Linked DNA regions of Mus musculus: regions 1 and 3 are each linked to region 2. Evidence: chromatin loops called from intact Hi-C (ENCODE). Cell type or tissue: heart. All regions are shown on one strand.

What was found. Peaks named below come from ENCODE experiments on the same cell type or tissue, not always from the same donor. Only the 100,000 strongest peaks of a DNase experiment are listed, where the experiment ranks them.
Region 1: a loop joins it to region 2, with 5 times the contacts of the local background. A loop is called at or near these places in 1 of 42 quality-filtered maps.
Region 3: a loop joins it to region 2, with 2.1 times the contacts of the local background. A loop is called at or near these places in 1 of 42 quality-filtered maps.

What each region holds. Positions count from the first base shown.
Region 1 is chr14:73,324,098-73,328,097 of GRCm38, reverse strand. Rb1 (RB transcriptional corepressor 1) reads left to right here and starts at 2,276. Exons shown (of 27, transcript NM_009029.3): 1 at 2,276-2,575. The coding sequence starts at 2,457. In heart, no CTCF peak of the experiment used is centred here; DNase peaks (open chromatin) are centred at 2,237 and 3,147; H3K4me3 peaks cover 2,500 bases; H3K27ac peaks cover 2,221 bases.
Region 2 is chr14:73,236,550-73,240,549 of GRCm38, reverse strand. All of the region lies in intron 17 of Rb1 (RB transcriptional corepressor 1), which reads left to right. It overlaps Lpar6 (lysophosphatidic acid receptor 6), which reads right to left and starts at 2,659. Exons shown (of 1, transcript NM_175116.4): 1 at 192-2,659. The coding sequence starts at 1,949. The coding sequence ends at 915. In heart, a CTCF peak has its summit at 2,300; DNase peaks (open chromatin) are centred at 1,919 and 2,549; H3K4me3 peaks cover 3,210 bases; H3K27ac peaks cover 3,208 bases.
Region 3 is chr14:73,301,397-73,305,396 of GRCm38, reverse strand. All of the region lies in intron 2 of Rb1 (RB transcriptional corepressor 1), which reads left to right. Among named protein-coding and RNA genes, the nearest start is that of Rb1, 22 kb to the left of the region's middle. In heart, a CTCF peak has its summit at 2,009; no DNase peak of the experiment used is centred here.

The DNA.
Region 1 (4,000 bases), 88 kb before region 2:
TTCTACTTATTCTGAGTAGCGAGGGTCAAACTCACCTTAAAGTTTCCCTGGCATATGACAAGAGCACAGCCATCCCACCCAACAGCCCCACACACGCTGCAGACCACCTGAAGACCTCGAGAGTCTGAGGAAGGAGGTGTCCAATAGCCAGGTGGCAAACTACCAGAAACACAAACACTTTAAATGCCTTTTCAAATTCCTTCCCTGCCTCCATTTCTCCTTCACCACCAAATCCCCTCCGCACACACCCCCTCTCCTGGGCTACATTCCCAGCGCTGCCCCATTTATTTATTTATTTTTTGAAACAGGTTTTTACATTCATGATCAAGAATTGAAAAAAAAAAACTCATTTGCAATCGTATTGATGAACTAGGTTCAAATAAAACAAGTCATATCTACACATGCAGAGCTAATGTAAGTCCCCAGCCTTTCCTTGGCTGTCCTGTGTTCTCATGTGGCCAATGCCTTATTAGATTCTAAGGCTGTAATGATGTCTCTCTCTGTCTCTGCCTCTGCCTCTCTCTCTTTGTCCCTGAGTATTGGAATCACTGTTCCTCACATGCTAGGTAAGCATTTTACTATTAAGTTATATCCCAGACTTTTCACTTTTTATTATAAAACAGAGTCTTACTAAGTTGCCCGGGTTGGAGTTCAACTCACTCTATAGCCAAAGCCTGTCTTAAACTTGGGATTTTCTTGCCTTAGGCTCTGAGCATTATGGGCCTGAGCTACCAGGTCAGGCTCAACTTTGATCTGTGTGTTGAAAGGGGCTTATGGGGGAAACATGTTACAATGACTTCTGACACAAATAGCTGACCATCAGCTGATTTGAGGTCAGTACCAGCAGAGATGACCGGTCACCAGCTCTGTTACGCGTCTGAGGACCCAAGTTCCTTTGCCATTCTGTCTCAAACTTAAGAGTAGCTTGCCACAAATACCAAGGTGGCATCAATTGGCCAAGTGTCACATTCTCTGATAATTATGAGGCAGGACTGTATCATTTCTGTATATTATTTGATCAGGCTCCCACAGTCTATCTTTTATCTTCACCAAACCTAGACTGTATGTAGCCTGAGCTCTTGCCTAAATCTGGGACAAAGTGAACTCAAGTGCTATTTTAATTCCATTCATTCTCCGTGGCTGCATCAGGGCCTGGGGCTCTACCTCCTGACAAACATTTGGTCTCTAGAAGGCTTCTGAAGTTAGGCAAGTCTGAAAATTGAAGGAGGCCCATGTATCCTTCACTCATCTGACATCAAGGCAGAAAATAAGCCCAGGCTTGCAACCTACCCAATTAAGTTCTCGATTCCTCAGTCCTTGCTCAGCTGTTCCAAGATAGTTTACACCAGAACAACAACTGTATTTTATTCACAGCACTTCAATTAGTGAGTTGTATGAATAAGGACTGACAAAGGGAGAAAATTATGTTGACTGACAGGTAAAACGTAACTAGAAAAGCTACCATTGCTGAGCCAGCTTTTGGTGGCGGTAGGTAGTTCTAGTATAAAGTATGCTCTTTTCCGGTGTCTGTGCGTCGGCGACATGGTCAGACAAATATTACTTGGGTTCGAGTCCTCTGCCAGGGACCTGCTATGTGACGCGGGCAAATTGGCTCCCCGAACTCCCCACTTCCAACCCGCAAAAGTGGAATGCCGACCTTCCCAGTTTGACCGGCTGTCTCGGAGAAACCATTATGAAAGGAGGCCGGATCGTGCGCATGAACACGGCCAACTGGTTTTCTGCTTTCGTCTCAAACGCGTTTGTAAGCGATTTTTCAAAGTCGGGTCCGCCTGGCAAACTGGTTTTCAAAAGCTACTTTCCCGCTAAGATCTGTCCCGCTCGGACCGCGCCTCCTGTTTCCCCATCAAAAGACTATAGTCTGTGCGTGCATCGCCCATCTTCCCTTGTCTCCAGAAGGCCACCAATGGCCCCACCCTGGACCGCCCACCCGGGCCGAGCCCACCTCCCACTGGCCCGGCACGTTTGTTTTTGTTTTGCCGGCCGCGCGGGCCGGGCGAGGGGCGCGCCCTGTCCAGCGTTCTCCCAGAGGCCGCGGCTCCTCGCAGCGGGCCGGCCCCGCCTCGGCTGGCGCCGCCCACGGGGACGACGCGGGCGGAGACAGGCCCGGGCAGGCGCGGCTTCCCCGCGGCTTCCCGCCCGCGCCCTCGCCCTCGCCCTCGCCCTTGCCCGCCGCCGCCGCCACCGCCGCCCCGGTTCCCCACTGACGCCCGCGGCCCGCGAGCCTCGCGGACGTGACGCCGCGGGCGGAAGTGACGTTTTCCCGCGGTTGGCCCGGGCGCTCGGTTGCCGGGCGCGTCCGGTTTTCCTCGGGGGACGTTCCCATTATTTTTGTAACGGGAGTCGGGTGAGGACGGGGCGTGCCCGGCGTGCGCGCGCGCCCGCCCGCCTCCCCGCGCGCCTCCCTCGGCTGCTCGCGCCGGCCCGCGCTGCGCGTCATGCCGCCCAAAGCCCCGCGCAGAGCCGCGGCCGCCGAGCCCCCGCCACCGCCGCCGCCGCCGCCTCGGGAGGACGACCCCGCGCAGGACAGCGGCCCCGAAGAGCTGCCCCTGGCCAGGTGAGGAGCGCGGCCGCCGCGGGCCGGAGAGAAGGGAAGGGAAGGGAGCGGGGACGCCGGGTGCATCCCGGCGGGGACGCCGGGCGGGCGCATCTCGGCGGGGCCGGGCTGGCGGTAGGAGCGGCGCCCCGGGTCTCCGGGGTCCCCTTGGTCCCCCATCTCTGCGGGGGTGGCGGCGGCGCGCTGACACGGTCCCGGGCTCGCGGGCGACGGGGAGGGCATCCCGAAGGGGTCTGGGCTGCGGCTTGACAGGTGTCGGGCGGGTGGGGCTCCTGCTCCCGAGCGAAGTGACAGGTGCAGGCTCTACTCCAGCGACGCCCAGGCGCGGAGCCGGCGGGTCCCGGAGAGCCCCGGTCAGATGCAAAAACAATTGAAATAAATATTTAAAAAAAGAAAAAAAAAACTCGACCGGTGTTTGTTTTCTTTCTTCCTCCCTTTTTTCTCCGTGGAGATCCGAAGCACCCCCGGGGTGGGTTGACTTTCTCTTTTGCAGTCGTCCTGCGATGCAACAGTTGGGAGCCTTGCCCTCTCTGAGCTTGCGCTGCATCGGCAGCTTGGTCCTGGGAGAGGCCAAGAAAAGCCTTGTAGGCAAAGCGCAGGGTCGTGGGTGTCAATTGCTCACGGGGTCCTCAGCTCCCGGGCTTTGTGGGGGTTTCTTTAGAACAATGCTTTGAGGCCCGGGGGGATTTAAAGCCATCTGTGGAGACTGATGGAGCAGAACTCTTAGAAGAACTGGTATGTGGGCAAAAGTTTCAGGAGACATTTAAATGCAAGGGCTTGGAAGTTTCTAAACTTTGTTCCCCTTTTTTTTCAGGGTAGAACTCTTCTTGCGTGCTGATTGGCCCGCAGCATGCTTCATTATTTCTTGCCTTTTGCCTTTGAGCATTCACGGATTCTGGTGCCTCCCCCTCCCTTTTTTCTTTTTTGGTCTTGTGTTTGGTACTGTGTTCTCTCAAAGAACTTTTCTCTCCATTTATTAAGTGGAATCTAAACTTAAGTTCATGTGGATCCAATAAGAACAACAGAGAGATATTTATTGTATTTCAACATTTTTTTTCTTGACTGTGCTACTGTGTGATTAAGTAACAGAAATTGAAACAATATGATTGTTGTTATTGTCAGCACTAGTTTTGAGAGTATAGATCCATTGTAGATGGGAGTTGTTTTTGTCTCTCACGGTCCTTCAATTTCTAGCCCATCATTAAGTTCTCGAGTTTTTGTTGTTGTTGTTGTTTTTGTTTTTTTGGGAGGGGGTGTTTTTGTTGTTTTTAATTACTCTGACTCTGTAACCCAGGCTTGCCTTAAGCTCTCTGTTTTACTGCCTCTGCCTCCCAAGTTCTGGGATTGTAGCCCTGATGGGCTATCAAGCTCCTTTCTTCTCATTGAGCATCAATCAAGGCTCTTTGTGAGACCCAGACTCTTAAC
Region 2 (4,000 bases):
TGCTCTCTATGTAAAGAACTATGTCTTTACTTTATACGTTTAACATTTTTAAAGGTTTTTTTTCCACTTGAAATAACATTTTCAGGCACTCTGTAGTTGATCTAAAGTGAGAGAGGAAAAGAAGTAAAAAAAAAAATCTTAGCTATGTATCACATTCTAAAAACTCAGGCACTTCACTGTCCTGGTGATTTCTAGACCAACATTCTTGAAAATACAAGGTTTTTATTGTACTTTCAAAATAATTTACCTAGCAAGATAACATTTCATTAGTTTCTTTATGCTAAGTTTTTATACTATATATCATTTTGAAATTGGGTGTTGCAGCCAGAATATAAATCAAAATAGTAATTTCAAAATATACTATATAGTTAGATACCTTTTCTTTTTTATGAGTTGCCTAAAAAGATAAAATGTCATGCAGAAAACTGCAGTAGTCTCTTGGAGGAAATGCTCTAAAACTGTGTGACTAGTTCAAACTGGTTTTCTTCACTGTTTACAGTTTAAGGCATGATAAGTACTTTTAATCTAAAATAAAATATAAGTGAAATCTACTTAGTAAACTATTCCGTAAACAACATCTCGGTTCAGTATAAAACCATTTAACAGATTTCTGATTAAATCATTTCATGATATACAAAATTTTAAACGTACAGATATATCACATTATTTAAATCATAATTGCTTTTAGACCTTAACTTTATGGAGTTTTTTTTTTTTAATGAGGAAAAAACACGTTAAAGTGGTTCAAGAAAGTAAAATGGCGTGCATACAAGAATAGAATATATTTTAATGTTTAACACATCAGACACAAACTTCCTTTAAAAATATTTTCTGTTGGAGCCGGAGAGATAGTTCCCAAGAACACAGTTTTCACAGTTGAACACGGAGCAGTCCCAGTGGCTTAGTCAGGCAGCTTATATTGCAGATTCATTATCAAATATCTTATTTTTTAAGGTCTGTAGGTTGTGTTGGATAAAATTCTCAGTGCCCTGAACTTCAGAGAACCTGGAGTCACTTCTTCTAACCGACCAGTTTTTCATTTTTATTGAGTTCTGAATTGTGTCTGAGGTGAAGTAGTAAACAATAGGGTCAAAGCAGCAGTTGGAAACAGCGATGCAGAGAGTGATCGGGTACATGGTCCTCACTGCCGCCACCACAGAGCAGTTAACAAAGGTCTGTGTCCTCATGAGCGAGTACAAAATGAGGTTGATGTTGTAGGGCACAAAACAGAAACAGAAGATGACCAAGTGGACAAAAATCATTTTTAAAACCTTAGTTTTGTTCATTTTGCTTCTACTTAATGTAACAGGTTTATTTAAAGTTCTTAGCACCATACTAGAACAAGTTACGTTCAAAATGAGAGGGATAAAAAAGCCCACTATTTCAATGAAAATCACAATCCTGGAGAGATAAGTTTTCCATGTGGCCGCTGGAAAGTTCTCAAAGCAGGCTTCTGAGGTATTGTTCCCCTGAGAGTGGGTCGACTGAAAGAAAACTGCAGGCGCACTTCCTCCCATCACTGTGAACCACACAGCAATGCAAACGATCTTTGCATTTCGTTTCGTTCTTAAAGTCTTTGACTTAAATGGGTAGACAATTGCCAGAAATCGATCTACACTGATACAGGTTAAGAACAGAATGCTTCCATACATATTGGTGTAAAACAGCATTACTGAAATCTTACAGAGTAGATCTCCAAATGGCCAATTCCGTGTTGCAAAGTAAAAAATCCGAAATGGCAAAGTAAAGACGAAAAGTAAATCTGACATTGCCAGGTTAATCATGTACGTTGTAGTTTCATTTCTCACTTTGAGGGCACAGATGAAAATGTATATCGCAACACAGTTGGATATCAGCCCAAGCACGAAGACCATGCTGAACATGCACCCGTACAGAGTGTACTTAAAGGAGTCGTCATAAGGGCACTGGGAGCCATTGGAGCTTACCATTGTCAGGCAGTGCAGCTTACAGGAGGCCTTTTGTCCGCAGCGCTTGATCGATCGCCTTTGCTATTCAGATGTGGTCACAGCAGCAGCCAGTTTATTTGCAAAGTATTTGTTTCTTTTCCTGTTCTTACAAATACTTTCTTCTCTTAACTCTTCAAAGGAAACATGAAATGTGTTCCGTAAAAGTTTCTAGTAGATTATTCAGGAAAATAGTCTGATTTTCTGGTCGAGAAAATCCATGAGTCTGGAGTTTAGTTAACTGACAGAAAATGCAGTCAAGGAAGCCAACCCATAAAGCTGAAAGTGTAAGGAAAAACTGTTCCAAGTCGGACCAGACCAGTCCGCGTGGAAACTTGTGCTTCAGCCGCCAGGGTCCAAACCAGCTTTACTTCAGTCACAAACACTCGCCGTGCGTCCGTCCGCCCGTCGTCCTCGGGTACTTCTTCCTTCTTTTTATTCTCAAACTTTGTATTTCTACATTGATTCCGGACGGCGATAGGCAGTCGTTTAAGGGATCCCAGATAAATTCCTAAGCATGTTCGCGCTTGCTGAATGGAGAGGCCTTTCGGAGGTTGCCAGCTGTATTGTGAGATGGGCTGTCTCTGAAGTGAGCAAGAAAGCCTTCCCAGATTTGTAATATGACATCACAGGAAGAAGAGGCTGGGTTTGGACAAAGGAAGGCTTCAACCCAGTTGTTTGCAGTTCCTTTAATCTGATAATGTGTCTGCTGGGAATGTACCTAGGAGGCTTGCAAATGGTCACTGGCTGCCCAGCTGAGTTGGGTGTTAACTCTTTTTATGCCAAAATGCTTTCCGGGGATTCTGACAACTTCTCCAAAGTGGTTTGATTTGCTTTAGTTAGTAATAAGTAAGAGAAAGAAAGAAACATAAGGTAGATTCTTTCTCTTCTATTGCTCTTGTAGTTGGGATATTGCCTTCTTTAAAGAAATAAAATGCAGATGGGTGTATATATGTTTATAAATTGAAATGTAGGCGATATGAGTGGCACATTAAAGAACTGTTTGTGCCTGAAGGCAGAACCTTAAGAGTTTATATAAAGCCTTTGACTGAGGCAGGCAGTCCTGCTTCTCTTAGTATCTGGTGTTTTTTAATTGCTCTCCAGCATTTAACTTAATTGGCATGATTGTGAGTAGCTTTAATCCTGGATCTCTTTAGTTTTTGATAAATAATGTTCTAACATTTTTCTTTGAAACTAATTTTCTAGAGCTAGTTCAATTTTAATACACCAAAGACTACATTAAGTATGCCCCCCCCCCGGAGGATTATAACTCAGTAGTGAGAATAGTACTCCAAAACTTTTACTTTTAGTACAGTGTCAGTCTTTTGCCCACAACTTAATATAAGCATAGTGGGAAAGTGTGCTTTGTAAAACGGGCTCCCCCCTTCTGAGTTAATTGAAATAACTTACAGCAGAGAATCTCAGTTCTACTGTTTGTCTAAATGTAGTTTCCATGATTTTATTCTCCTTTCCTCCGTCTCTCCCTTCAGTTTCTTTTACATGTTGGCTGTGTGTTGGGGTATATTCCAGATCTACTTTCATCTCTAAATTTGAAGCTGAAACCCTTCATTTGGGGTCAGTGAAGGCATTTCAGAGCAAGTTTCTCTATAGACACCTTAGTTTACATATTAAGATGTATACTTAAGAGCATGTATCATGTGTTCTATACCTTTTAAATTTGATTACTTTTGATGGTGAATTATAATCTTTTTATTGTTTTGATTAGGAAGTCATCTATGATCAAATAATACAGTCTTATAGGCGGTAAAGATTGAGGGTCTGAACTTCTTTGCTTTGGTTTTGGTGTGGAAAACAGATGCAAATGTGTTCCTATTGGAAGATGGGAACTTTGAGTGCAGTAATGAAAAAAGGGACACTTAATAACATTTTCTTCTCCATGAAGAAACTTTTCTGTTAATAGTTATTTTAGGAAAAATATAAAATTTGAGTGATCCACTTTTAAGTTTCCTTATTGTCATTTTAAAAAACGATTTATTATGTATACAGTGTTTTGCTTGCATGTACACCTACAGTTC
Region 3 (4,000 bases), 65 kb before region 2:
CTGGAAGATTCATTTGGTGACAGAGGATGTCCACTTGGGGATCTGTCTCCCTCATTACTTGGTGATTTTATTTAAATCACCTTCGTATATGTATATATTTTAGGGAGCTTCTACTGTATTAGGTTTCTATACTATCTCTCAAATAGCCCTTAATTTTGGTTGTTTCTCTCCACATTCCTTCCTTCATCTCCCTCTACATTTGATCCTCCTGGTCCTGCCCACCCCCCCCCCATAATGATAATGTTTCCCTTTCCTAGGGAGGTCTATCCATCTCTCCCTTAATTCCTTACCTTGTACGTAACCTCTGTAGTTCTATAGAGTGTAGCTTGGTCATTATTGATTTAACAGCTGGTATTCTGAGGATAGTCTTTATTAAGTTGAGGAAATACCTCTTAATTTATAGTTTGCTAGATATTTTTTAAATCATGAGTGAATGTTAGGAGCTAAATTCTAGGCCAGTTATGTACCCTGTATAGAAAATGAGGCCTGTCAGTCATTTCTTTGAATTATTTGGATAAGCAATTAATTGATTTGCTATTAGAATGTGGATGAGATCTAAAGAAACCAGGGTAGAATCAACAGTCTTTTTCTTGGGCGATTCTATTGCTACTTGCTTTTCTGATTATGTTAAGGGAAAAGGAAAAAAAAAAGGAAAATCTGAAAGCTACTATATCCTATGTTAAGGCATAGACGTTGTTATAACTTTAAAATATTTGCATTTAGTGTCATTTTAGTGCTGAGTAGTGTATTAGACTCTGGGGGGGTATAATAGAAATTAGAATTTTCTGTTTTCAAGACACTTATAAATTTGTTGAGATGGAGGTAAAAATAAGCAAGCAAGTCAGACACAGACAAGGAAGAGCTGTAACACTGAGATCTGTATCCAGTCTTTAAGGAAGGAATCTTGGTTGTTCATCATAGGGTCAGGTAAGCCTGAACTTTCCAGATCCATGTTTTCCTGGAGTAGAGCTAACTCCACACTCAAATCTACCATGCAACTAGATGGTTAACTCACCTGCTCTCTACCCCAGTGTGTCTTGTTAAAACTGATTGGCGGGCTGGTGAGATGGCTCAGTGGTTAAGAGCACGCTGCTCTTCCAGAGGACCAGGTATCAATTCCCAGCACCCACATGGCAGCTCACAGCTGTCTGCACCTCCTGTCCCAGGGCATCTTATTCCCTCACACAGACATCCTTACAATCAAAATACCAATGCACATAGACTAAGACTAAGATAAATAAATTTAAAAACACAAAAACAAAAGCTGCAGCTGGCTAGGTATGGTGGCACACACCTTTGATCCCAGCACTCAGGAGGCAGAGACAGACCAATCTTTTGAGTTGGAGGTCAGCCTGCTCTACAGACCAAGTTCCAGGATAGCCAGGGCTACACAGAAAAATCCTGTCTCAAAAACTTAAAAACAAGCCAAAAGACTGTGATTGAGTGAAGTGGGTTAGCCTTTACCTTCCTTTGTGACTCTGCCACTCCTGCATCTTCTGTGCATAGTCAAGAATGCCTTAAATACTGACTGCTGCCAGCTCAGGCTGTATAAGTAGGATGAGTTTCCTGACATATTAGTATCGTATTTCTTTTGTTCATATATAAAACCTAGGTGAAGAGGAAACCCAAGCATAGAAAGAAGTAGCTCTCCTGTTTCAAGACTTTCTATTGCACACCCAATGCTTAATGCAACCTTGCTATTCTTGCCTGGAAGAGTACATATTTCCATATATGTGCTAGTAGTTTACTTTCATTACATTTTACTTATTGTGCGTGTGAAGGGGCATACGTGCTATGACCTGAGTGTGGAGGTCAGAGGACAATTTCCACACGCATGTCATGGCACATGGGAGCTCTGGATATAAAAGTCAAAGGATCGGCTTTGGACAAGAGCGTCTTTTCCTGCTGCCAATCTCATAAGACTTTTTTACCTTGTGAAATTACAGCTGAGATTTATGTTCAGCTAGCTTTAGTTGTTAGGTTTTTCACACTGCAGTGATACTTACTGTCACCACTTGGTGGAGCTCTTTGGTAAGTGAGAACATTGTCAAAAAGCAAGCTCAAATAAATTGTCACTGATTTGGGGTTGTCTTTAAGGTGGTTCAGAGGAACATTAAATCACATAGCAGATAGCCATGTAAAGTGTTGGCTGTATATTTTGATTTAAACTGTTAATATATAATTGAAGTTTTGATATTTTAATAATTTTATCATATTTCTGACTTTTCTATCCTGCTTTTCATAAATTTAGCAGTTTTTACTGTTGCATCTTCTTTGTTGCAGTTGATTTTAATTAGGAATATATATCTTGAATTAATGAAGAAAATGAAAGTTGATTATGATCCTAATAGCTCTAGAAATAAGAACCCACTTTAGATATATTATAATCCTTTCCTTAACTTTTTGTTTATTTTTTTTTTTTTACAAAATTGGAATCAAGAAATACAAATAATTTTGTAGATTTTTTTCTCTCACTTAAACATTGTACCTTGGGCATTTCCCATGTGCTTGTTCTGGTCTTTGAAAATGTCTTAGGATTTTGTGTAACCCCATAATTCAGCTATAGCATTGTTTAGCCATTCTATTTTAAGATATTTAGACACCCCACTGTTATGGGGTATGTAAGTAGCTATTAGAACATCTGTTACAAGGATCTTGTCCCAGCTCCCCAGTTATTTTCACTGGGTGGATTCTTAGCTGTACAACTGAATGTCTCAAAACATCATGGCAGCGTATTGTTCAGTTGACATTATTCTAAGATTTGACATTTGCTGAATCTGGTTTTTGAAAGGTAAGATTTTTTTTCCAGTTTTGCAAAGTCCACTTCCTCCACACACTTCCTCCACAAGTTTTACCTTTTTGTGTGTGATTTCACTGAGAAATAGTTACTTTTTTGTAAATAATTTTAAGTGCTGTTTTGGACTCCCTTTAATAATTTTTAAGCTTTTTAAAAAATTATGTGTACTTGTGTGTACATGCACAGGAGTGGAGGTGCTCATGCAAGCTGTAGATCCCAGGTGCCAGTCAGATCAACAGTTGTGAGCCCCCTGATGATGTGCCAGGAACCGATTTTGAATTGTCTAACCAAGTAATGTACACTTTGGACGACCTCTGATCTATTCTTCCAGCCTTCCTTTTATAATTTTTAAGAAAAACATTTTATTTGCAAGTTCTTTATAAAAAGGTTTATGCAATTACAGCAAAACAAATAAACAAAAACAAACCTGTTTTCAATTTAGTTGTAAATTGGATTGGAAATAAATCCTGTAGCTACCCAGAGCCACTGTGCTACAAAGTAGCAAGAGAGGCGGACCCTCTGTTTGCAGATAATGGCAGGGCTGTGGGAGTGGGCGGGGTGCTTATTAAAGGAAGGATAGCAACGGGTAGGAGTTAAACACAGAGATACAGGAAAGAGCACAAGGATATTAGAGGACTTTAGAAGTAAGGAAAAAAGGCTCACAGTGGTAGGTTGAAGGAGAAAAACTTAGTGCGACTCTTCAGCCATAGCATTAAAATAGAAATTAAAACTATGAGTTTAAAGTATAGCATTTCTGGGGAAGCTGACAGAAAAATCTTGACTCAAACTCCATTAAAAATATCCAGAACCTTTAAAGCTATACTAATGGAGACCTTGTGGTATTGGTGCAAAAAGACCAGTGATCCGTAGATGAGGGCGGCATGGACACTGGCACGAGGACACATGCGTTGTCCGTTCATTTTCTAGCGAGGCGCAAAGGTAATTCGGTAGAGGGAGCCTGTTCTTTTCAACCTTGAAGCTGGACCAACTGGCTATCTGTTTGTGACACTTCACTTACAGGGTTTGGGAGGTGGCTCAGTGGGTGAAGGTTGCCAAACCTGATACCCGCAGTTGGATCCCTGGATCCCACATGGTGAATGGAGAGGACCAGTTTCTGCCACGTTGTACTCAAACCTTTACCAGCGTGATGTGGATTGCCAACAAATATGAATTTAAAGAATTTTCTGTCTCATAGTACTTAGA